Linked DNA regions of Mus musculus: all the other regions are linked to region 1. A link is a loop called in an ENCODE intact Hi-C map of the cell type or tissue named here. Cell type or tissue: left cerebral cortex. All regions are shown on one strand.

Region 1 (8,000 bases):
CTTCTACAGAGCCTCCTAAGACCAAGACCGTGGGAAAGCCCAGAGATTTACAGTATGGTTCATAACAGTAGCAACAAAAGTAATGTTATTGGTGGTGGTCACCACAACGTGAGGAACTGTATTAAAGGGTCGTAGCCTCAAGGAAGTTGAGAATGGCTGCCTTAGGGGATTCAGTACTTAGTGTCTTATCCTGCCATCTCTCCTAGCAGTTATGGTCCCTACAGACATCCTACATACTGGTGGACGAGAGTAAAGGAATGAAAGACACTGGGGTAGAAACATTTTTTATTAATTATTTTATTTATTTACATTTCAACTTGCAGAGGGTTTGCAGAGGGGTCCCCTTTCTTGGTCTCCCTCTGCAAACCCTTCTCTCTATCTCCCCTCCCATTTGCCTCTAAGAGGGTCCTCTCCATCCACCCAGCCACTCCTGCCTCACCCCTCCAGCATCCCCCTTTGCTGGGGCAACAAGCCTCTACAGGACCAAGCACCTCCCCTCTCATTGAAGTCAGATAAGGCCATCCTCTTCAACACATGTAGCTGGAGCCATGGAACCCTCCATGTATACTCTCTGGCTGGTGGCTTAGTCCCTGAGAGCTCTGAGGGGTCCTGTTAGTTGATATTGTTTTTCTTCCTATGGGGTTGCAAACCCCTTCACCTACTTCAGTCCTTCCCCTACCTCTTCCATTGAGGTCCCCGCCCTCAGTCCAATGGTTGGCTGTGAGTATCTGCAGCTGTCTTAGTCAGGTGGGGCAGTCTCTGGATGGCTTTTCTTTCAATCTCTGCTCCATTTTTATATTTCTATGTTTCCTTTAGACAGGAACAAATTCTGGGTTATAAATTTTGAGATGGGTGAGTAGCCCCCTCCCTCCTCTGTTGGCCATGCCTTTCTACTGTATGTGGTCTCTACAGGTTCTATCTTTTCCACTGTTATGTATTGTAGCTAATGTCATCCTTGTTGGGTCCTGGGAGCCGCTGGTATTCCTGGCATCTGGGATTTTCAAGTGGCTCCCCCTGCCCCCTCCCCATTGCTACTTATTTCTATTCATTCTCCTGGCCCTCTGGTCTTCTGTCTCTTCCCATACCTGGTCCTGCCCTGCCTTTTCTCCCTCTCCTTCCCCTCCCTCACCCAGGTTTTTCCCTCCTTCTGCTTCCTGTGAGTAGCTAGTTCCCCCGTCTAAGTGGTATTGAAGCATCCACACTTCGGCCTTCCTTTTTGTTAAGCTTCTTATGGTCTGTGAGTTATATCATGGGTCTTCTGAGCTTTTGGGCTAATATCCACTTATCAGTGAGGACACACCATGTATGCCCTTTTGAGTCTTGGTTACCTCACTCAGGATGATATTGTCTAGTTCCATCCATTTGCCAGCAAAATTCATGAAGTCATTGTTCTTAATAGCTGACTAGTATTCCATTGTATAAATTTACTACATTTTCTGTATCCATTCTTCCATTGAGAGACATCTGGGTTGATTCCAGCTTCTGGCTATTATAAATATGGCTGCTATGAACATCGTGGAGCAATTTAACAGCATATCTGAAAGCTCTATAAGAAAAAGAAGCTAACACACCCAAGCGTAGTAAAGTAGATAGCAGGAAATAATCAAACTCAGGGTTGAAATAAACCAATTAGAAACAAAGAGAGCTATATAAAGAATCATCAAAACTAAGAGCTGGTTCTTTGAGAAAAATCAACAATATAGATAAACCCGTAGTCAAACTAACTAAAGGGCACAGAAACAGCATCCAAATTAACAAAATCAGAAACAAAAAGGGAGACTTAACAACAGAAACTGACGAAATCTAAAAAAAAAAAAAAAAAAAAAAAAAAAAAAAAAAAAACCAAAACTGTCATATTCTACTACAAAAGCCTATATTCAACAAAACTGGAAAATCTAGGTGAAATGGATGATTTTCTAGACAGATGCCAAATACTAAAGTTAAATCAGGATCGGGTAAACTATCTAAACAGTCCCATAACCCCTAAGGAAATAGAAGCAGTCATTAAAAGTCTCCCAACCAAAAAAAGCCCAGGACCAGATGGTTTTAGTGCAGAATGCTATCAGACCTCCAAAGAAGACCTAATACCAATACTTCTCAAACTATTCCACAAAATGGAAACAGAAGGAATACCACCTAATTCATTTTAGTGAGGCCACAGCGATGATACCTTGCTTCTACACAGTTATGAGGTCCCTTGCTTCTACACCAAAGAGTCAAGGAGCTAGAGACTGTAGTAGGTGTGCCTACGCTCACACGTTAAGAGTCCATAAAACCAAATACAGCTAACTGTCTTTGTTTCTGACTCAGATTCTGGGGTTTCTTTTAAGAGTGTTGGGAAGGAGCGGTTGGAGGGATGTGTTCATAGGTCTAACCTGAGCACAAGGGCATTGGGTGCTCAGAAGACAGGAAGAAAAAGGACCAGGGAAGCCAGAGAGCTAAACACGGAGAGGAGCTTGAAAAACCCCCTAGCCATATTCTCACTTTAGTATATAGGCCTCACCAAGGCTTAAAAATTGTTTTAGAGTAATTTGAAAGAGAAATGCTAAATTTTCTGAGCTAGTTGCCTGAGGCTGAGTGAATCCAAAGCCTTGAGTTCAAAAGCTAAACATAAATAATTAACTAATTAGTTTTGAAAAAAAAACAAAAACAAAAACATAAAACCCCCAACCTCTTTTTGAGACGACGTGTGTGGTGGGGGCGGGGCGGTGGGGTATTTATACCATTTCCAATAAACGGTTTGACTGGACATTTTTTTTTTTTCCCAGAGATGACCCGGAGCTTGGGCGTCATGAGGACACAGCCTCTCTGTTTCTTCCTCAGACTTGGAGAAAGAACGTTCCATTCCACGCAATTCATGAATTTTAAAAACCATGAACCTTCCTTCACATTCTGGAAGCACACAAACGTTCTCCTGTAAGGGAGCTGTTCAAAGGATGAATGCTCGCGAGGTCTCCATGCTAACAGCAAGAAGCCTTTTCAGGCTGCCTTTGTTCTAAGCTGGCTAGAGGCTCCGGGCCCAGGACTCTCAGTAGTGTCTGGACATATGGTTGGGCAGAGAGTGCAGGGGCCGAAGTTACTAGCCACCAACTGCCATAATGGCCCTGTCCCTGGAAAATGGCCAAATTGTTGAGTCAAATGCCAATGCCACCTTGTCATCCAAGGAACTATAAACCACGGAAGGCCACCAGCTCCCTCTAGTGGTGGACCACCAGGAGTGGCTATTCTCTTGCCTTTGCCCCCCAGTCCCGGAACAAATGACACTCTGCCTGTTTTGGTAGTAATCTCTATCCACAGTTTGTCCGTGAGCTACTAGTCACAGACCCGGAATGCTGGAAACAAAACGGCAAACTCAAATTCAGAAAGTTCTCTAGTGATTTCTCCATTGCCCTTAAAATTAACCCCCCCCCCAATCATCCCCGAGGCTTGCTGAGCCCCTGGTGAAGTCTACTCCTGCGGTCACTCCATGATTCCTGAATGTTCCCTCTGCAGTCTTTGTGCAGTTGGTTGCTGCCTCCCTTTGAAATAATTGTGATATTTTTTTCTTTACCTGCACCATGATCAGTTACGCATCCTTTAAGATTTAACTTAATCATCAAAGCCTTCCCTGATCTCCAAAACTAGCATAAATAAAAAGAAGAAAGGCCTAGAAAGGAAAAAGAGTGGTCTTTATTCTATGTAAACATAGGTGTGTTCTCTGTAAGTATGTATTAGGCTGGGTGCTATTATTATATTTTTTTTATTCGAAACAATGAAGGAAAATAATATCACCTTCAATTTATAGTCAGAAAAGCAAAGTCCACAGAAATTTAGAAATTACAACCAAGTGCAATTTCGAAAGTCCACAGGCTTTTACTGTATGACTGTTCCTCTTAGTTAGCTCAACTTACGAACCATCTGCTCTTGCTTACCCGAGCCATCAGAAGCATCTCGTGGCATGGCTGCTCTCAGAGAGAGTCATCGAAAAATCATTTATGTCAGGTTTTAGCTGGAGGTTTTCTTTTTATAACCTAAAAGGGGATTTTAAAAAAAATGTTCTTAATGTCTCCAAATAAAATAAACCAGCCTGAGTAGTCCTTATTAGTGGATTTTCTGAGCCAAAGGGCAACAGCACATCACAAGGTGGGGAACAGAAAGAGCTTTGGGAAGGAGTTCCTGACAACGCTGTTCTTAAGCCAAGCAAGAACACTGGCCCAAGCCACACAGTGACTTTCATCAAGCTGCACTGGTCTTGGGACCTTGGTTCTTCATCATCAACAAAGAAGGAAATGGGAGCTGGCATGGTGGCGCATCCCTGTAATCGCAGCAGTTAGGGAAGCTGAAACAGGAGGACTGTAAGTAATTGTGCTATTGGTATTTTATTTTTATTATTCAATGTCTATGGAGCCAGACTCTATGCCAAAAATAGAAAGAGTTAGCCTAAGTTAGTATGGATTCCAAAGGGACCCACTCTAGGTCTAAACTTTGATTATTCCATTTGAAGTGTAGCTGGTTGCCCTCAAATTTGCTGGCAAATACTTGAGGCAAGGTAGTCATTTTGTTTCACGTTAATAAACTTCTTCAAACACCTTTCAGAGTAGTCAACATCTTGGTGATGCAGCCCAAACTTTAATGTAACAGAACCAATCTTGTTCCAGAGGACGCACTGAAAATTCTGTCAACCTCTCTAAGTTTAAATGCAGAGAGTGGGACTTAAAATTCCATCCAGGATCCCACGCAAGGTTTCCATGCTTTCTCATAGCACACCCTTTAGGGAGATCAGTTTAACCGCCGGAGTTTCATACATTGCTCTGTAGCTTCTAGCTAGCACTGTTGCTCATTAGAACTTGGAGCCCTCTTCTTTTAATAATCCTAGCTCAGCCATCATCTTAAGTTATCGAAAACTGTAGCCTCTGAGTGTTTTAAGAATATTAAAAAGGAGACTGAAGAGATGGCTCGGAGGTTAAGAGCACTGGCTGTTCTTCCAGAAGTCCTGAGCTCAATTCCCAGCAACCACATGGTGGCTCACAACCATCTGTAATGGAATCTAATACCCTCTTCTGGCGGGTCTAAAGACAACAAGAGTATGCTCACACACATAAAACAAACAAACAAACAAACAAACAGATAGATCAATAGATAGATAGATAGATAGATAGATAAATCTTTAAAAAAAGAATATCAAAAAGGGCAGATTTCTTTCTCACCTGATTATTCTCTGTAACAACTCATACATAGCACTTGCTTTGTTCTTTTACTTGAAACAAAAATCTTTACCCTTCCAAAGAGTCTCATCTGAAAATGCAAACAATAATATCAACTCAAGACACAGGTCTCTGGTATGTGGGTTCTACTATAGCTACCCATAAATTCAAAGTTATCCCCAGGAAGTATTCAACCACAGAAGGAACATTTGCGTGAGGATCAAAAGACCCAGCTTGGGTACATCCTAGCTGGAATGGTTTGGGCAAGCAGTTCCCCTTCTAAATCCTCCATTTCTTACCTGTCCCTGGAGCTGTAATATAACAGCATGCTGATCAAATGCACACATGGAAGGGAGAGTTGGCTTAGGAGTCCCAGTGACCAAATCAAGGTTCCAATGGCTCTGGATGAGTTACAGCCATGAACCACAACTGAATAAGCTTCATCTAACACACACAAAGCCCAATGTTCAAGGCAAAAGAGCGAATAATTAAAGAGCAATTCATGAACGGAGAGACAGTGAAAAGATAAAAGATTCGGAGACCTGAAGCCAAATAAAAGCCAGCAGCACACTGTCTTCCCCTAAAGCTCTCACTTCTCGGGGCTCTGGTATCAGCTCGGAGCTTGTACTTCTCGGGGAGTTGGTATCAGCTCGGAGCTCGTACTTCTCGGGGCGTTGGTATCAGTTCGGAGCTCATGCTTCTCTGGGCTTTGTACTTCTCAGGGCTTTGTATTGGCTCAGGGCCACTTTTTCCACATGGCTGTCTGCACTGAGTGAAGAGCATCATTCACACAGACCTCTGCAGCATCCTGGTCTTCCACGATTTCTCTGCCAGTCTCAGCACTGCCCCAGAGGTCTCACGGATGCTCTTGTGTTATGTGCGTCTTCATGCTTCTTGCTAGATTTTCAGCTCTCCAGAAGGACTTTTATCTCTCGGTTGACTCTCCCTAGACTCGGTTCATTTGAGTTACTATTCCAACCTGCAAGATTTTCAGGAATTTGAGTTTGATTCTAGTCTCTGTTACATGAATGTTGATGAACCTCAAACTCATCTGGCTGGTGAGAAGGGACAGAAGAAACAGGAGCTGGACATGGTCAGGTGTCTAAGCTAGAAAACGCATCACACTTAATATTTAACAGACGTATATTTGATTGTTTCTTATAATAAACATAGCATATCATTTTTAATTAATTTTTAAATAAAATTATTATCATAGACTTTGTTCAATCATTTTATCATCTTCCGTGTTTACTTTTTTTTTTTTTTTTTGAGACAGTGCTTCTCTTTATAACAGCCCTGGCTGTCCTAGAACCTGCTTTGCAGACCAGGCTGGTCTCTAACTCATAGATCTTTCTGCCTCCAACTCTTGAGTGTTGAGATTGGAGGCATGAGCCACAGCACCCTGCCCATGTACACTTCTTTAAGCACCCAAGCACCGAACCCTTGGCACTTGATGAAGACTTCAAGAGAAACTTCTAGGGCACTAGAGAAGGTGAGAGGGGACATCTTTGTGGTTCTGTTCCAGGGAGGCTCAAGATGAGTGCACAAGTACATGAGAAACATTAATTAGTTGGAAGTCCCCTGAATACAAGAGACAGTACCCCCAAAATAACATAAGAGACTCTCATTTTTGTCTCAAAGAGGGGAGATTACAAAGGTGAATTACTGACTGTACATACCTCTAAATGTTGACAGTGGCCCAAAATTGTGCTTGCTTAGATTTTTCCATTTTATTTTTATTTTTATTTTTTTATATCTCCAACAGATTTATTTTTAAAGGAATGACCTAAGGGAGAAAAAATGGGGGTACAGAAGTATGGACTAGAAAATAAATACAAATGTAAGCTGTTTTACTAATTTTATAACCACAGACTTGTACAGAGAATGAGGCCCTGTACACAACACAACAGATTCAAACGAGGTGTTCCCTTAGCAAGGCTGAAGATTCAGTCTCTGGTATTTGGAATTTGGATGCAGTCCTTGTTTTTGGATGGATCACTGGGTGTTTGGCACAGTCCATGCTTTTAACCAGATTTGAACAGAAGAATGGCCACCTGACCCAGGTAGAAGTAGATGAAGAGTTTGGTTTCGTGTGTCACATAACTACCAAAGTTTCGGCCCACAATGCAGTGCCAGGTAGAGTTGTACTTCTTGTCAAACCCCTTCTTGATATGGGCCACAATATCGTTCTCGATGTTGTACTTCTCCAACGCCTGGGTAGCGCACTCCACCGAGTTCTGTTGCATCTCTTCCGACATGTCTGCATTTTTGATCACTGCCTTCCGGTCGCACATGGTTACCGTAGAGCAGAGGCCAGCCGGCTGCTGCGAGCTCCTAGGGAAGGTGCGGGCGCCGCTCAAGCAGCAGAGGACAGCCGGTCGCTACCGAAGCCGTGGCGCATCTTTTTCCCCCATTTTATTGATTTATAAGATACAGAAACTTTTATAAAAGAAAAATTTAGGATCTTTGTTGTGTCCGGCCAGCAGACCACAACCTGGGTTCTAGCCTGGAAAGGCATTTTGGAAACCTGGAAGAGAAGAGGGGCTAGGTGGCGAGAGAAAAGAATGTAGCCAAGACAGTTACTCTGATCAAGGCTCAAATTTTATTGTTGCGACACTAGTTATGAAGGAAAGGGGAGGGGACCCGATTCCCGCCGAATAATCTCTGGTCCAGTAGAAAGGTGCACGTGTGTGGCTCCGCAGGTTCCAGCAGTGGGCGTGGCAGAACGAATGAGCAGGAAGCTCCACCCGGAGCAAGCAGGTTTCAGGCTAGGGGAGGGGAGACTACAGATCTTGATTACTTTTTAAAAGTCTTTGT
Region 2 (8,000 bases), 63 kb before region 1:
GAAGCATACCAGCCATCTTCTAAGCACGTGGCTCATACTAGGTACTTCCTGTAATGAGTCAGTTAGCTAGGATTACCCACAGTTGGGTGTTAGTAGGATTTTCTTGGAACCAAATGAGGACTTGATCAGCCCATAATATCCTTCAGAAATAAGAAAGCCAATGTCCAAAATACCTGAGGGCAAGTCTTTGACTGAACTCACTGTCTAAAGCTAAGCATTTTGTACTGCTCCACGTTCTGTGTTTGTTGGGGTCCTCTATCCAGACAGGGTGTAGAGGGGTCAGGGACCAAGAGGCGATGTTCAGGACCTAAGGATGAAGGCTTCATATACATCCAGCTGTCAAGCCAGGAACATCTTTATGGTGCATGGGATGCTCTGTGGATAGGAAAGCTTATAGTCCTATGGATTCTACTTTTAGGAATTAAAACCACAGTGAAGTGGGCCATAAAAGTCACCAGATTCCTAAATGGGCTCATTACACAAGAAAAATGTCTTCCCATTCCAAATACTGTCCACCCCGGCTCTTAGGTTTCTGAACTGACTCTATTCACTACCCCATCTTTCCCAACCAGATTCACTTGTGTACAGAGAGCATCACCCTCACCTCTCCCTCTGATCCTCAACACAGAAACCTCCTGCATCAGCCTTATCAACCACCTTCCATGAAGACCCCCTGCACACACACACACACCCCTTCTGTATTAGTCAGGGTTCTCTAGAGTCACAGAACTTACAAATAGTCTCTATATAATAAGGAAATTGTTATGATGACTTACAGTCTGTAGTCAACTCCCCAACAATGACCAGCTGCGAATGGAAGCCCAAATCCAGCAGTTGCTCAGTCCCACGAGGCAAGCAAGTGAACAAATCTTCCTTCTTCCAATGTCCTTTTGTAGGTCTCCAGCAGAAGGTGTGGCCCAGATTAAAGGTGTGTACCACCACACCTGGATCTGGGACTTGCTTTGTCCCAGATGACCTTGAGCTCAGAGATCTCCTTGCCTTAGTCTCCTGGGATTCATAGCCACTATGCCTCAAGATCTCCAGGCCAAGATCCAGGTCAGAAACTTCTCTCTCTCAGTCTCAAGATCTGGATCACAGGTGAGTCTTCCAATTCTGGATTGTAGTTCATTCCAGATATAGTCAAGATGACAACCAGGAACAGCCATTACATCTTCTATGGTGCTCTCATGTCCTGGGGTTTTGTTTCTAAGGTCTCAAATCAACAAGGTGACAAGAAATTAGTTCTGTGTTTTTAAAAAAAATACAATGACTTTTATTTAAACAAGAAAGAGTTTCAATTTCCTGTCTTAGTTTGTTTTCTGTTGCTCCAATAAACACCATGAGCAAAAGGAGGAAAGGGTTCGTTAGAGTTACACATACCTACATACACATATACAGACATAGACATAGGCATAGGCATAGGCATACGCATACGCATACGCATACCATCCTTAGCAATCATGGTCCATCACTGAAGAGAGTCAGAGCAAGAACTCAAGTCAGGATCATGGAGAGATAAACAGAAGCAGAGACCATGAAGGAGTGCTGCTCACTGGCTTGCTGGCATTGGCATGCTCATCGTTTTGTTTTGTTGTTGTTGTTGATTTTACATAACTCAGGACTACCTGCCCAAGGGCAGTACTTGTCCACAGGGGTCCTCCCACATCAATCATTAATCAAGAAAATGGCCCTATAGACTTGCTTACAGGCCAATCTGACAGAGGTATTTTCTCAACTGAGATTCCCTCTTTCCTGATGACCCTGGCTTGTGTCAAGCTAACAAAAACAAAACAAACAAGCAAGCAAACAAACAAAAAACCTAACCAGCACTAGATCTTCAGTCTGTCTTTCCCTCAGTTTCTTCTTCTACATCCAGTCCTCTCCTAATTGTTACTCCTATAACTTCCTTGGCTTTTCTTTCCTTCTTTTTTCCTAGTCACATCCTCTCTTCAGTATGAAACACACAAGTAAAGGTGGCCTTGTGGTTAGTTGATGGGAATTTGAACCTGGGCCGTGTGTCCTCAGACACGTGTCTGGTCTCTGTCTCAGACCTACTACCCAGTAGGACCAGCAACTTGTCCTATGTACTTGCTCAGGACAGACATTTACACCTTTGCTCAGTCCTCCTCACAGTGACATTATGAAAAAGGGAATGCTGTCCCCATCTTATCCCTGCATCTTATACATCTTCCACATCATATACCTGCATCTTACACATGCAGCCACACAGAAAGCAGAACGCTTGAATTGCTTGCCCATGATACACAACAGGGGGTTGTCTGGTTATTCACTCTTCTCTGTCAGCACCGTGTGTGCTGCCTCTTTAAAGTGAAAGCCACACGCCTGCGCCACAGTATTCTTTGTTGACTTGAGAGGATGATGGGGAACGAGGAACAGGTAGATCACTTGGCACCTAGGAGGCTGCTGCCACAGTTGTGTTTTTCTGACGGCATTTGCTCTAAGCGTCAACTGCACTATCTATTACTCTGGCCCCATGTCTTCCTTCACAGACCACAGGAACAATAGCCACCTTCCTTGACTGTCCGCTCACTCAGCCACCATGCTCACTACTGCTGACCTCTGCTCTCTTGTCATTGACTTCCTGTCTTCTTGACGCCTCAGGTGCCTAGCCCATTTGCTCAGACTTCCCCCTTGCCCTGTCAGCCAGCTTGATGTCCTCAGCTCTCCCACTCAGGCCATGTCCCTGGCCAGTTCACTAGTCCCCCTGCCTCCAGTCCACTACAGGAATCGACTTCATTTCTCCTTCTCCTCTGTGGTCTTCAACCTTGAACTTTGATCTTTGCCTTTGGCAGTGTCCTCATCCCGTCACTATTTTCCTAAGTCAAAGGGTCAAGTTACTAGAGTCCCCAAAGACCTTGAACTCCAGCTCTCCCTGAAATACCCTTTCAGAGCTGGCCTCCTACCCCACATTAGTCCCCAGGCCATTTCCTCCTTCAGCTTTCCTGGGGAATCTCCCTGTGCACCCACTCTCTCACCTTGCCATTTTGTTGGGTACCCGGAGCCTGTGTTCTGTGAGGCCCCACAGGAGCCTCAAGTGGAGCTCAATACTTGTTAAAAACATGAAGTTATAAATAGGAATGGTTAGATCCTGGAACAGTAAACTAACACAATTAGTAAACAGTCATATAAGAGATTTCACAATAGTTAAATTGTTAATTGGACTGCCTGAATTTAAGCCAACTCTTCTCTTTGTTAGCTCACGTGACCTGGGACACTGGCTTAACCTTTGGAGGCCTCAGATTTTCTTATCAATAAGATGGTAGTAATAAGTACTACCATAAGTCCTGAGAATTAGGTAAGGTCACACTGGTGACAAGGTTGGAATGAACTTAACACGTGTCGGCACTCAGATGTTAGCTATTTATGTGCTTGCTAATGGCAGAATCAGAATTCAAGCCATAACGTTGGATTGCCAATCCAATACTGTTTACACTCCATTACTTAAAAGAAGAAACTGAAGGAAAGAAGAGAGAAGGGAGAGGTAAAAGAGGGACCCCCCCCCAACAACTACACCCAGGATATAAGACAAAAAGGAAGCTGTGGGTATATTGTGTATTCTCTAGTTCTATGGTAATTACACTACCAGGTTCTGCAGTCACCATTAGAAACCCCACCAGTACCACATTCTCTTCATCTCACTCCACTATAGGCAGTCCTAAAGGGATTCTCGGGGTAGGATTATGCCTAGTAAGAATGTGTTTGTCAGGATTCACAGGGCTGGAATTTTCCAGGGATTAAGGACTACTGAGGGTAAAAATGGCCCCTCAAGGCAGATTTACCAAGAGGCCACAGCAAGAAAATCTTTCTCCTCCCTCCACATCCTTCCACTCCTCCATTCTCTAGAACACAGGTGTGTATCTTTTATGTACAACTCCACCTAGAGGGAGGGGAAGGAGAGGAGGGGCAAGGGAGAAGGAGGAGAAGGAGAGGAGGGAGGAGGAGAGGGAGAGGAGGGAGAGAGATTCCACGACTCAGTTGATTTAGGAAGTAACCTGTCTCATACCTAAAATGTGCCCCAGATCCATTGTCCTGGTGTCACAAACAAAGCCCATTTATCTAATGCCAATTTTGAATGCATCTGGGGACAAATGACTGGTGACTGTCACCTATGACTGGGCTCAGATGTTGGAACAATTTGCCAGGAGAGTCTAGGGTCCTTGTCCTTAACTGTCAGTATTCCAGTGACTCCTCACACCACCTCAGTAAGCATTCCAAAACTCCATCAAATGCAATGCTAATATATATATATATGTGTGTGTGTGTGTGTGTGTGTGTGTATAAATATATATATATGTATATATATACACATACATACACACATATGTATGCATATGTGTACATATATATATGATACACTCTCCTTACTAAGATGCTAGAGAATAAAATTTAATTTTTATTAAGTAGGATGGACCCATTTTGTTAAAGATTTTTTTCATCAGATTTAAATTGTTTAAAAATAGAATTCATGCTTACATTTCACCTCCTGCCCTTGCCACCCCTTAACAACATAACTATCTTGGAAATTCTCAAGAGGGATTCATGATTCAATCATTCAGTCAAATATTACTTCGATCGTTTGTTTCCTCAAGGGAAAAAGTTTTTCCCAAGAGAGAATATTCTAGAAGAGGAACACTTTACTCTGTGTTACCGAGTCTTCCTGAATTTCCCAGTGAAACACCAACCCCAGACATTGTCCCTGGTACACAGACCCCAGCCTTTAATAGTCAGTTCTAGCCTAACCAAAGAAGTTTCCAGTAGAAAAGCATGTGGCTTTGGCTGGCCAGCAGAGGACACTCTTTCGCCAGCATTAGTCTTGACCCAGCCTTAGGCAGCTGGACATAACTTCAGGTGTAAGGTGAGGCTACTGTCCTAGAACATGAAATTGTTTGTGGAGCCCCACCGCACTAAATTTGGATGAAACCAGAGCAGGCATTAATTAGCCTTTACATCTTAGAAGAAAACACATCCTCATCTGCAGTGAGGACAGTGGGAAGTTTTCTTCTAAGGATTCAAGCCACACCCTTCTGGGGCATACGACAAACCAACTACCACTTCCCGCGCTGTGTCCTTCCCACCAAAATGGATTCCTGTACATGTGTCTGGCTGTACGAGAGAAGATGGGCTTCTCACATCTAGTTTCTAAATGACAAGTGAATTAAAATTCATCTAGCTACCCTTGACAATTCAACCCTGTTTGGCACTGGACCCTAGGACAGGGACGGAAGTGCATATTCTGCACACCAAAGCAGACCTGGTCTCCAGGTTCTCCCAGCATCCCTCAGGACCCATCAGGCATACCCTACTCAGCAACACTGGGCTTTCCAGCCCAGTCTCTTCCCTATATAATCCAGACATTTTGCACTCTCTCTCCCTCCCTCCCTCCCTCTTCCCCTCCTCCTCCTCCTCCTCTTCCTCCTCCTCCTCTTCCTCCTCCTCCTCCTCTTCCTCCTCCTCCTCCTCCTCAACCTTCTCCTCCTCTTCCTCCTCCTCCTCCTCCTCAACCTCCTCCTCCTCCTCTTCCTCCTCCTCCTCCTCCTCCTCCTCCTTTTCTCTCTATGTGCACATGCTCTTTCGATCTCTTCCCCCCTCCCTCTCCCTATGGCGATTCCTTAGCTTCAATTCTTCTAATATGATCTACTCTGGTGTGAATTGCCTCATTTTGCTGGCCCAGAAATAACCTATCAACCCCCTTCACATATTCTCCTTTAAGGTCCTGCAACTTGTCTCCTTTTCTTTAAATTACAATTTTTTATTTATTTAATGTTATTTTTATATAACCCAACATGGTCCAGGCTGGCCTCAGATTTTCTGTATATCCTATGATTACCTAAGCTTTTGGCTCCCTGGCCTCCATCTGCATTCTGGAATTATGGAAATAAATCAATATCCCTGGTTTATGTGGAACAGAGACTCAAATCGAGAGGTGCACGTTAAGTAGTCTACCAACCTCAGCTACATCCTCCGCCCTGGGGCTACATTTGATTTCATACTATATCTTAGTTCAATAATTCAATGACATTTTCACTTTTTTTTTAACCTCCATTAAGTAGGTTATTTTCTCCTTATCATTCTTTCCCTTTTATTGAATAGACTTTTCTCACATAAATGTACTGATTACATACTTTCTCCTCTCTCTATTCCTCCTTGCTCCTCTTCACCCTCCCTACAATCTGAATCCACCCCATTTCTGTCTCTCATTGAAAAAGAAGCACGGGGCTGGTGAGATGGCTCAGTGGGTAAGAGCACCCGACTGCTCTTTCGAAGGTCCAGAGTTCAAATCCCAGCAACCACATGGTGGCTCACAACCATCTGTAATAAGATCTGACTCCCTCTTCTGGAATGTCTGAAGACAGCTACAGTGTACTTACATATAATAAATAAATAAATCTTAAAAAAAAAAAAAAAAGAAAAAGAAGCACACTTCTTTTTCAGGATAATAATAAAATATAATAAGACAAACAAAAAAAAACCACATTGGAATTGGACAAAAGAAACAAGCACAAGAGAGTTAGCGATTGAGGGAGCAGGGAGGAGAAAAAGAAAAGAAAAGAAAAGAAAAGAAAAGAAAAGAAAAGAAAAGAAAAGAAACAACCACAAGATACAAATAATCGCTTCTTTCCACACTCAGGAATTCCAAAGAAACACTAACTTGAAACCATGAATTTATACACAAAAACCTGGAGGGTAGATTTGAGAAAAAAACATATGCATACATGTAAATTAAATAAAAATAAGATAAAATCTTCAATAGAAAGAAAGAAAAAAGAAAATAAGAGGAGGGGAGGGGAGAGAAGAGGGGAGGGGAGGGGAGGGGAGGGGGGAGGAGGAGGAGGAGGAGGAGGAGGAGGAGGAGGAGGAGGAGGAGGAGGAGGAGGAGGAGGAGGAGGAGGAGGAGGAGGAGGAGACGGAGGAGGAGACGGAGACGGAGACGGAGAGGAGAAGGAGAAGGAGAAGGAGAAGAGAAAAAGGAGCAGCCCTTGCAGAACACTGTGAGACAAGAAAACTCCAAATATGCCATTGAGCTCATTTTCTGTTGTCATCCACTGCCGGGCAGGCAGCCTGCTCTAAGAGTCATTTGTTTCCTCAGTGAGACTCCCTTGGAGGAAACTAAATTTCCATTTGCAAGTGGTCACCAATTGGAGTTAACTTCTGAGTTATGGATCCTCCTGAGTATGTCCATTTCTCCTTTCAGTTGGAGGATCTCATGTGGTGCAGACCTGTGCAGACCTGTGTGGGCCTGTGCATGCTGCCTCAGTCTCTGGGTCTTCATGTGTGCATCAATCATGTTGATTTAAAAAGGGCCTTGCTTCCGTGGTGTCCTCCATCCCCTCTGACTCTTAAGCTCTTTCTGCCTTCTCATTGCAGGGATCCCCCTGAGCCTTGAAGGGGGATTTTCCAGAGACTTCCCTTTAAGGTCTGGGAGTTCCAAGTCTCCTATTCAGACATTAAACTACATAATGTCTGGCTGTGTGTTTCTGTATTTGTTTTCATATATGGCAGGAGGACGCTTCTCTGATGATGGCTAAACAAGGACTCTGATCTATGAGTGTAGCATAAAGTCATTAGGAGTCACTTTACTACTATAATTTTTTTTATAGTGTAGTGTTTGGTTTTACCCTAGGTTCCTAGTTCTTGGTCACCCAGTGTCAGGTATGGATTCCATCTTGTGGAACAGGTCTTAAGTCAAATCAGATATTGATTGGTTTTCAGGCTTTTCTCTAGCATATCTTGCAGCAGGAAACCATTGTAGATAAACCGTTGTAGCCAGGCTGGTGTTTACATTTCTCCTTTGGTTGTGTGCAGAGCATCTTCCTATACTAAAGATACAAGCACACAGGGGTGAAGGCTCTATGTAGGCACCAACTCAACCTCTCCATGTTCAACCTGTTTGTGTGGGTGTTATCTTCAGCAGTGCATCCTCTCTGTCAGTTTGTAGAGAGCAACCTCTAAGTCTTGGCAACAACTTGGATTATTTAGGG
Region 3 (8,000 bases), 980 kb before region 1:
GTATGTATTTTGCTAGTTACTGCTGACCAAGATCCTTAAGTTCTAATAGGCACCAAAATGCACATTAATTATAAAATTAATTAATTCTCATTCATTCTCTCTCTCTCTCTTTCTCTCTCATTTTGTTGTTGTTACTCTGGATCTAATTTAGTTTTGTTTTTATTTTATTTTTTAACAAATTTTTATTAATATTTTCTTCATTTACAATTCAAATGCTATCCCAAAAGTCCCTTATACCCTCCCCCCACCCTGCTTTCCAACCCACTCACTCCCACTTCCTGGCCCTGGTATTCCCCTGTATTGGGGCATATAATCTTTGCAAGACCAAGGGCCTCTCCTCCCAATGATGGCCAATTAGGCCATCCTCAGCTACATATGCAAGTAGAGACACAAGCTCTGGGAGGTGGTGGTGGGGGTACTGGTTAGTTCATATTGTTGTTCCACCTATAGGGTTGCAGACCCTTTCAGCTCCTTGGGCACATTCTCTAGCTCCTTCATTGGGGGCCCTGTGTTCCATCCAATAGCTGACTTTGAGCATCCACTTCTGTATTTGCCAGGCACTGGCATAGCCTCACAAGAGTCAGCTATATCAGGGTCCTGTCGGCAAAATCTTGCTGGCATGTGCAATAGTGTCTGGGTTTGGTGGTTGAGACAGGGTCTTCTCTCTATATAGGCCTGGCTGTCCTGGAACTTACTATTTAGAGTAGGCTGGCCTCTTACTCAGAGTCCACCTGCCTCTGCCTCCTGACTTCTAGGATTAAAGGCATGCACCAATGCACTCGTAGAACTACACGTTTCTCTTAACATGGTTTCTATTTGCTCACTTGTCCTTTTGTTCATCTTGAGAAAGGAGCTCATGTAGCCCAGCTTAGCCCTGAACTCTCTGTTTATCTGAGGTTGGCCTAGAACATCCTATTCCCTGCCTCCACATTCCAGAGTGCTAAGATCACAGATGTGCAGTCCAATGGCATTTAGTTTACATAAAGTCCATACAGACTCTCTCCCCTTACTGCTGCCATTTTATATGCACTTAGAAAGCATTTCAATCATTCCTCTTAGTTAACTTTGAATTCAAGCCTGGCTATGACTATCTAGACTTAATTATATCAATGCCCTTCCCCAACTCTGGCATTTTCTTTCTAATTGTCTTATTTCTCCATTCTATTTTGTTGGTTGTGTTTTTCAAATCACTGAATTAATTTGTCTCTGATTATCACTTTGGCTATATACCAAAGAATGCTGCTAGATTCTTTGTAATTCTATGGATTATTTGATTCAGTATTCAAAAACCGTGGGCTATTTTCCTGTCACAATACAATATTATTAATGCTTGCATTATGTGTTGTTATTTTTTCTGTTTATTTTAGTGCCCGAGTTCACTCTTGTTGACCCAAAAAGTGATGGTCTAATTATACAAATTATTGCTTGAGATAATAAGTACACAATCAATTAAAAAATCTAAATCTTAATAAAAGGCAATCTAATACAATCTTGAGCAATGCACAGAATTTCAATATTTATGAACTTATGCAAAGGGAATAGAATGGAACTAAGATCAAGTACTTACTATGTGTCAGTCTGCTTCTCTATCTACTCTGTCTACACCATACTGCTAGCAACTGGGCCTCTGGGGAGCTCTAACACTGTAGACCTCACAACATCACAGCATGGTGCTAACACAAGTGAACTTCCCAAGGTCTTTCTTTGTTGCTGCAATGGTGATGTGGCTTGGGACTTGGGAAAGAGCCTGGAGGACAAGGCTGTATCCTGCTCTTATTGTATGACTTCACCTTCAGTTCCCCTAACTTAACCCTCACAATAGTTCTAGAAATAGTCTTTAGGTTTATTTTGATGATGACAGAACTAAGACTCAAGCAAGAATAAATGTAACGTTTTAACTATGCAGTTTAAATTTAAGTGGTAAGTGGAGCAGGACAAGGAAACACAAGCTATAGACCATCGTGGCTGTATTTAAATCACAATTCTGCCATTATAAGCCAGTTACACTCATCAAGAGCCTGACTTCTCTGAATTAGACAGGGTTATCATCGCAATTAAATATGTACATTTATCAAATGGCATAGAACAGAGACAAAACCAGATTGTCTTCACACTCAGTTTCCCAACACTGTGGGTAGAACCCTAACATTTTGTTCTGTAATCTTTAGAGGATGATTTCAAGATGAATACCTCTCAGTTGAAGAGGCTGTAGGAATCCGACCTAGCCTGCTAGGCTTTGGCTTGAAGTTGCTGACCTGTACACTCTATGCAGGACTGGGGCTGGAACTAATGGTTTTACATTGATTAATAATTTTACGATGGACACAAACACCCTGAGAAGGCCGGGCCTGCACATGGACACGGCACACACATGCAGTGTTTTCAGAGAAGGCAGAACAACTAGAAACGGTGGGTGGCTCAGGTGAGTTTGGCCAATTGCTTCTTCTTCCACTCTGAGAAGTGAGGGAAGAAATATGGCCCTTTAAAGCTTCCCACACAGACGTAGGGAAACTGTTCACGAGCAGATTTAGAACTTGCGGAGCCAGTCATAGTCTTAATTTTAACACTCTGTTACTGGCTTGAATTTTGAACACTCTAGAGTTTGTAAGTCACGGGCAGCTCGGCAGTGCTTTATGTTTTGTTAACTAAGGCTAAGGTCAGGCAGTGGCAACTATCTCAGATGATTTTGATTGAGGAGAAATAGGCTTTAAACTTTGAATTTTAAGGTGTTCTGAGCATTATTTTTCTTAAATATCTACCAAATGAGAACCGTTTTGCAGTTAGCATTGGTACAGGGTTTCTCAACTGAGACAGGGGAGTTGCAGACTTACAGTAATTTCCCACTTTATTCTGCAGGAAATACTCATGTTTATTGGAACAGTACTGGGTTCTTTGGATGGTTTCTCCTATACATGTGCCTTTCTATATATTCTCTCAGAGTTGTCACTGAAACTGACAAAAAGACAAAGATTTATGTCACTTTCCTCCATACCATGGCAGTTTTCATTGCTAATGCTCTTTGAGGCTGGCCTGGGGCGGTGGCAATCTGCCTATATATCCCCACACGCTGCAGCATACTTAACATACAACTCTAACCATTCATGCTCTTTCTCCCCTGGGGATATAGTAGCACACATATCTTCACAATGTTTCAAATCTCTAAAAACCAGTCACTAGAGAGCATGTGCTTAGTGGAGTGCAAGGCAATTCAGGCCACAGCTGCTTTGGAAAGGAAACAGTTTCAAATGTAGGAATATTGACCATTGTCACCAGGCCAAAGCCACAGCAGGGAGCCCACTTGAGAGTACTGCTTTGCCTTTCCCTGTGGTATTTCCCCCAGGACTCAGGTGGAGGGTGCCCTTTGGAGCTTGGTTCCCTCCTACAGTCTACCTTTCTACAATACTGCTGTTTTCTGGAATCTCAGAATTCCCTGCCCCATGGCCCTGAGTTCCTTCTCAGGTCTATGCAAACCTCTTCAGACATGGGGGTGAAGTGTGTAGCTAACTCATTTGCGAGGTGCAGAAAAATCCTGAACGTTAGCCTGAGGGGTTCACACATGATAAGATGGGAAGAGTGAAATGGAAGACAGGTATGTAAGGGCAGAGGCTGGCTGCATCTGTGTCTCTATTTCCTGGCATGGACATTGGAAGAGATGGGACGTTAAATATAAGCCATATGTCCTTAGTTATCAAGCTAATCTGTTAAAAGTAGATGGATGGAGCAGATTTTACTTACAGTTGGTTCAAAATGTCTGAAATACTTAGACATATGATGCCCCTGGTCCTGCAAATGTTAGGTTGAGGCTGGAAGAACACGCTTTATGCAAATAAAAAACTATGTACAGAAGAGAAAGCAAGCCTGCTCTTGAACTGATTAGTTCCCACTGAGCTCATACATAATATCTAATAGCAAAGAACAGCCTTAATTTATTACAGGAGAGAAGGAGTGTAGATTGATTATAACCAGCTGTCTGAGGTTAGGGCTTTATTGCTGTGAAGAGAGACCACAACCATGGCAACTCTCATAAAGGAAAACATTTAATTGGGGTTGGCTTACAGTTCAGAAGTTTAGTCCATTATCATCACGCCAGGAAATATGGTGGCTTGTAGGCAGACAAGGTGCTGGACAAGAAGCTGAGAGTTCTACATTTGGATTCACAGCTGAGAGGAAGAGAGAGTGACACTGGGCCTGGTTTGAGCTTCTGAAACCTCAACGCCTCAGTGACACACTTCCTCCAACAAGGCCACACCCACCCCAAGACCACATCCACTCCAACAAAGCCACATATCCTAATCCACTCAAATAATGCCTCTCCCTAAGAGCCTAAGGGGACCATTTTTATTCAAACTACTACACCAGCAGTGATTACCTGCAGAGACAACGAGATTGAGGGTGTTGGAAACATGTTCTCTTCAAGATAAATATGAGTTAGATTTATAGAGCTTACACTATTTTCAGTCATGGCCCATATTCTTGTTGAGAACATCTTTCCTGACACTTTTATTGCTGTATTTTAGTAAAACAATGACATAATGTAGTTTCCTTAAGAAAATAACTTTCCTACTTTAAATCAGACACACACCTGTAATATCAGCACTGAGAGGGCTGAGGCAGGAGGATTGCAATGAACTGCAGGCTAACATGAATTACAAAGCAAGTTCCTGTCACAAAACAGAAGAAATAAACGACACAAAGACCTTTCCCACTTTGAACAATGGAGTTTACCATCGCCTTCATAACAACAAAGGACTACATACAATACAATAGACACTCCTTAGGGTCACTTGGGGTAGGTAGGCTCAGGATCATGGAGTATGGTACACACGTCAGTAGGTGGCGCTGTGATGCATAATCTGTGGCTATGTCTTTGCCTTGTGGGTGTGTCCAAGAAGCCACCAGTCAAAATCTCTAAAGGATCCAGTGACAGGCACTGCTGAAGAGGACTATGTGCTGAGGAGTCACTCAGGTCCTTAGTGACTATTTCAGTTGTTCAAGTGTTTTAAGCAATCTTGAATTTCTAGTTTTGCTTTTTTCCTCACTTGAGCAATTCAGGCTTAAACATTTAAACAAGAACCTAACACCTTGGAGAGGGTCTCTGAAATATTCTAGAAGAAGGCCCACTTGACCTGGGAACTTTATTGAGTAAATACATCTTATATATGACCCATGAGAACCAATGAGCAGTTCTGTAAGTTGGCAGACTGTCCTCTCATCACTTTGTTTAACCCTGAATGACTATTTTTCAGTACTTATTGTTGGATACTCTCTACTCCCATAGAGGAGGGGACAGAGAGGTTGTAGGTACGAGCCAGCAGGAAAGGAGAAGAAACACAGGAAGTGGGCTGAGGGCAGGGATCCTGAGGGGAGGGTTTGGACTCATAATACAATCAAAATCAAGTCTTTCTCTTGTGCTGTAATAAGCAGGCAATTTTCTCATATGCAAAGAGAAAAGAAGAGAAAGAAGCTGGAGAAAGGTAGGAAACACTGGAAGGGTTTCAAACTGCCAACCCTAGGAATCGAGTGGATGGAGGGACACAAGAAGGCTTCTTCACAAGTCCTCCAGGGTGGCAGACTCATTGTTTACTTCTAGGTCGTCTGAACTAATACAGAAAAGCAAACAGAGCTGAAATCAAACTACAGGTTCTGGAAAAAAAAAAAAAACATCATTTAGGACTGGAGTGTGTGTGGTAGAGCAGGGCAGGAAGGAGCTGAAAGGTATAATTTGTTGTTTTCTAATTCAGTTTCTAATTGCAAATTTCTTAAGTTAATACTGCATTTAGTTTGCACATTCTAAATATCTTAGAAAAATGGAAAGACAGGGTAGGAGGATGACCAAGAGACATCCATGAAAACCCAAGAAGGAAGCCCTAGAACAAAAGGATACAATGTTACCTAGTAGGGATCTGGTATACAGGCTATCAGAGAGGATGCACATGCATTTGTGTCTGGGTGGCATGTTTGGGGTATTATGTATGGTATGGATACAAGGTTAATAACATAGTCCCTATTTGGAAAATATATGCAAGCGATTTTCACGATGATAAAGCCAAGTGTGGATTACCAGCAGTGGTCACTGAGATGGAAACATTTTGTCCAGTTAGCTGTTAGCACTTGCTATTTCTCATGGGTGACTTTGACTCTGGCTGACCTTAGTGGTGACAGCTGACACCAATGAATCCTTTGCAAGGTTTGGGGTAATAATAAATGTGAACTCAGAACCCTAGCAAAGTGACAGGATATGATTTCAACTAAAATGATAGCAAGTTATGGTAAGCTCTATACAAATGACAGCATAGCTTTTGACAAGTACTCCATACATCTTTAAGTTACTGCTATACAAATAGTTTTTACTCCCTGTAAAAACCTCAACTTGTAGGCTGGAGAGATGGCTCAGTGGTTAAGAGCACCAACTGCTCTTCCAAAGGTCCTGAATTCAAATCCCAGCAACCACATAGTAGCTCACAACCATCCGTAACAAGATCTGACTGTCTCTTCTGGAGTGTCTGAAGACAGCTACAGTGTACTTACATATAATAAAGAAATAAATCTTTAAAAAAAAAAAAAAACCCAAGCGCCCCCCCCACAAAAAAAAACCAAACCTCAACGTCAACTTGTAATACAAATCCTGCTTTTACAACATGCTTTAAAGTAAGTCGGCTGTCCCTCAGGCAGAGCTCCAGTGTACACCCACTGCCGCAGGGTCCTGCTCATTGACATTGACTGCCCTTGGCTGATGTTAGGTTCCCATGCTCTGTGCTTGGCTTCTCTGAAAGGGAACCCTCTACCCACACTTACTCTAAAGACTTTCTGATGAATTCTTAACTCTTTCTCGTTGGTTTTTAGGTATTTTTTAACCCCTCCTTTTCATCCTGAATATATATTAACTTCAATGAATCTGGAAAAATATTTTCCCCAGATGGTATTATTAGGTAGGTTATTTTCCATATTTGTGTTTAGAACTAAACAATTAGAGGATCATTTTGTTTTTACTCTTAGATTTTGAATCAGGATTTTATTACTATAATACAGGCTACCCTCAAACTCACAATCCTTTGCCTCGTGCTTGAAATGCCCACACTCTAGGTGTGTGGTGCCGTGCCTCGGTCACCATTTTGTTTTTTCCTTTTCAAATGTTGGCTACTGAGAAGGTTTAAAACTAGTAATACGTGGGCATAGTCATGATAAGAATAATTACAATATAATTAATTTTAAATATACAATATAAAATGCTTATCATGGAGAATCATTTTATGAAGCAACCTGACCTGTACATGTTCAGTGAGTGTTACTAAACTATGTATTTACGATGTAAGACATACACACCACAGACTTCTGAACAGATTCTAAATAGCCACACTATTTTTAAAAGGTTTTTTTTTTTCTCAATTTGCCCTGTCAGAGTACTTTATGGTTTTTGAAATTTTCATTTACCAGGTGTAACAGGTGTGCGACAGGTGTAACTTGTCTATCATGCCCACAAGTAAAACCTCACCACTGCCAGAGAGCTTATGGGCACACTTAAAATACTTATATAAACATGTGAAAATTGCATAAATTCTGGCTGTAAATAAACTCTGTTTTCTATCATGTAGGCAAACCAAACCAAGCCAAGCCAAACCAAACCAAACCAAACCAAACCAAACCAAACCAAACAGGAGTATTTCATTTTTCATCTCAATATTATTTCCTTGAGAAAGCCTCATATGGCCTTCCCAGGCAAGAGTAACTGTCCCTTGCTTCAAGTACCTCCTAATCTTCTAAGCCCTCTCTTTGTAGCACTGAGAATGTGTAGCCATGTAGTTACAGAGTGCTCAATAAATATTTATGTAGAGGAATTTTAATCCAGCAATACGGCTGCACTGACAAGCGATCACAACCAAAGGTCTGTGTGACCTGGCTGGAATGCAGACACAGCACACACCTTTAATCCCTCTGGCTGGAATACAGACACACCATTAGTACAAACCACTAAGGTATATTAGTTTGTAGAAGGAAGCAGC

Evidence for each region. Peaks named below come from ENCODE experiments on the same cell type or tissue, not always from the same donor. Only the 100,000 strongest peaks of a DNase experiment are listed, where the experiment ranks them.
Region 2: a loop joins it to region 1, with 4 times the contacts of the local background. A loop is called at or near these places in 9 of 42 quality-filtered maps.
Region 3: it touches region 1 in a loop (2.2-fold over the local background); 2 of 42 quality-filtered maps call a loop at or near these places.

The regions. Positions count from the first base shown.
Region 1 is chr19:28,755,954-28,763,953 of GRCm38, forward strand. It overlaps Gm35922 (a long non-coding RNA gene), which reads left to right and starts at 4,080. Exons shown (of 4, transcript XR_877801.1): 1 at 4,080-4,334. It also overlaps the pseudogene Gm6788. In left cerebral cortex, a CTCF peak has its summit at 3,204 (motif pointing left); a DNase peak (open chromatin) is centred at 3,055.
Region 2 is chr19:28,693,109-28,701,108 of GRCm38, forward strand. D930032P07Rik (RIKEN cDNA D930032P07 gene) reads left to right here. Exons shown (of 5, transcript NR_045330.1): 4 at 897-1,098. Among named protein-coding and RNA genes, the nearest start is that of Glis3, 17 kb to the left of the region's middle. In left cerebral cortex, a CTCF peak has its summit at 4,789 (motif pointing right); no DNase peak of the experiment used is centred here.
Region 3 is chr19:27,775,353-27,783,352 of GRCm38, forward strand. All of the region lies in intron 15 of Rfx3 (regulatory factor X, 3 (influences HLA class II expression)), which reads right to left. Among named protein-coding and RNA genes, the nearest start is that of Gm35697, 110 kb to the left of the region's middle. In left cerebral cortex, a CTCF peak has its summit at 4,821 (motif pointing right); DNase peaks (open chromatin) are centred at 2,536 and 4,834.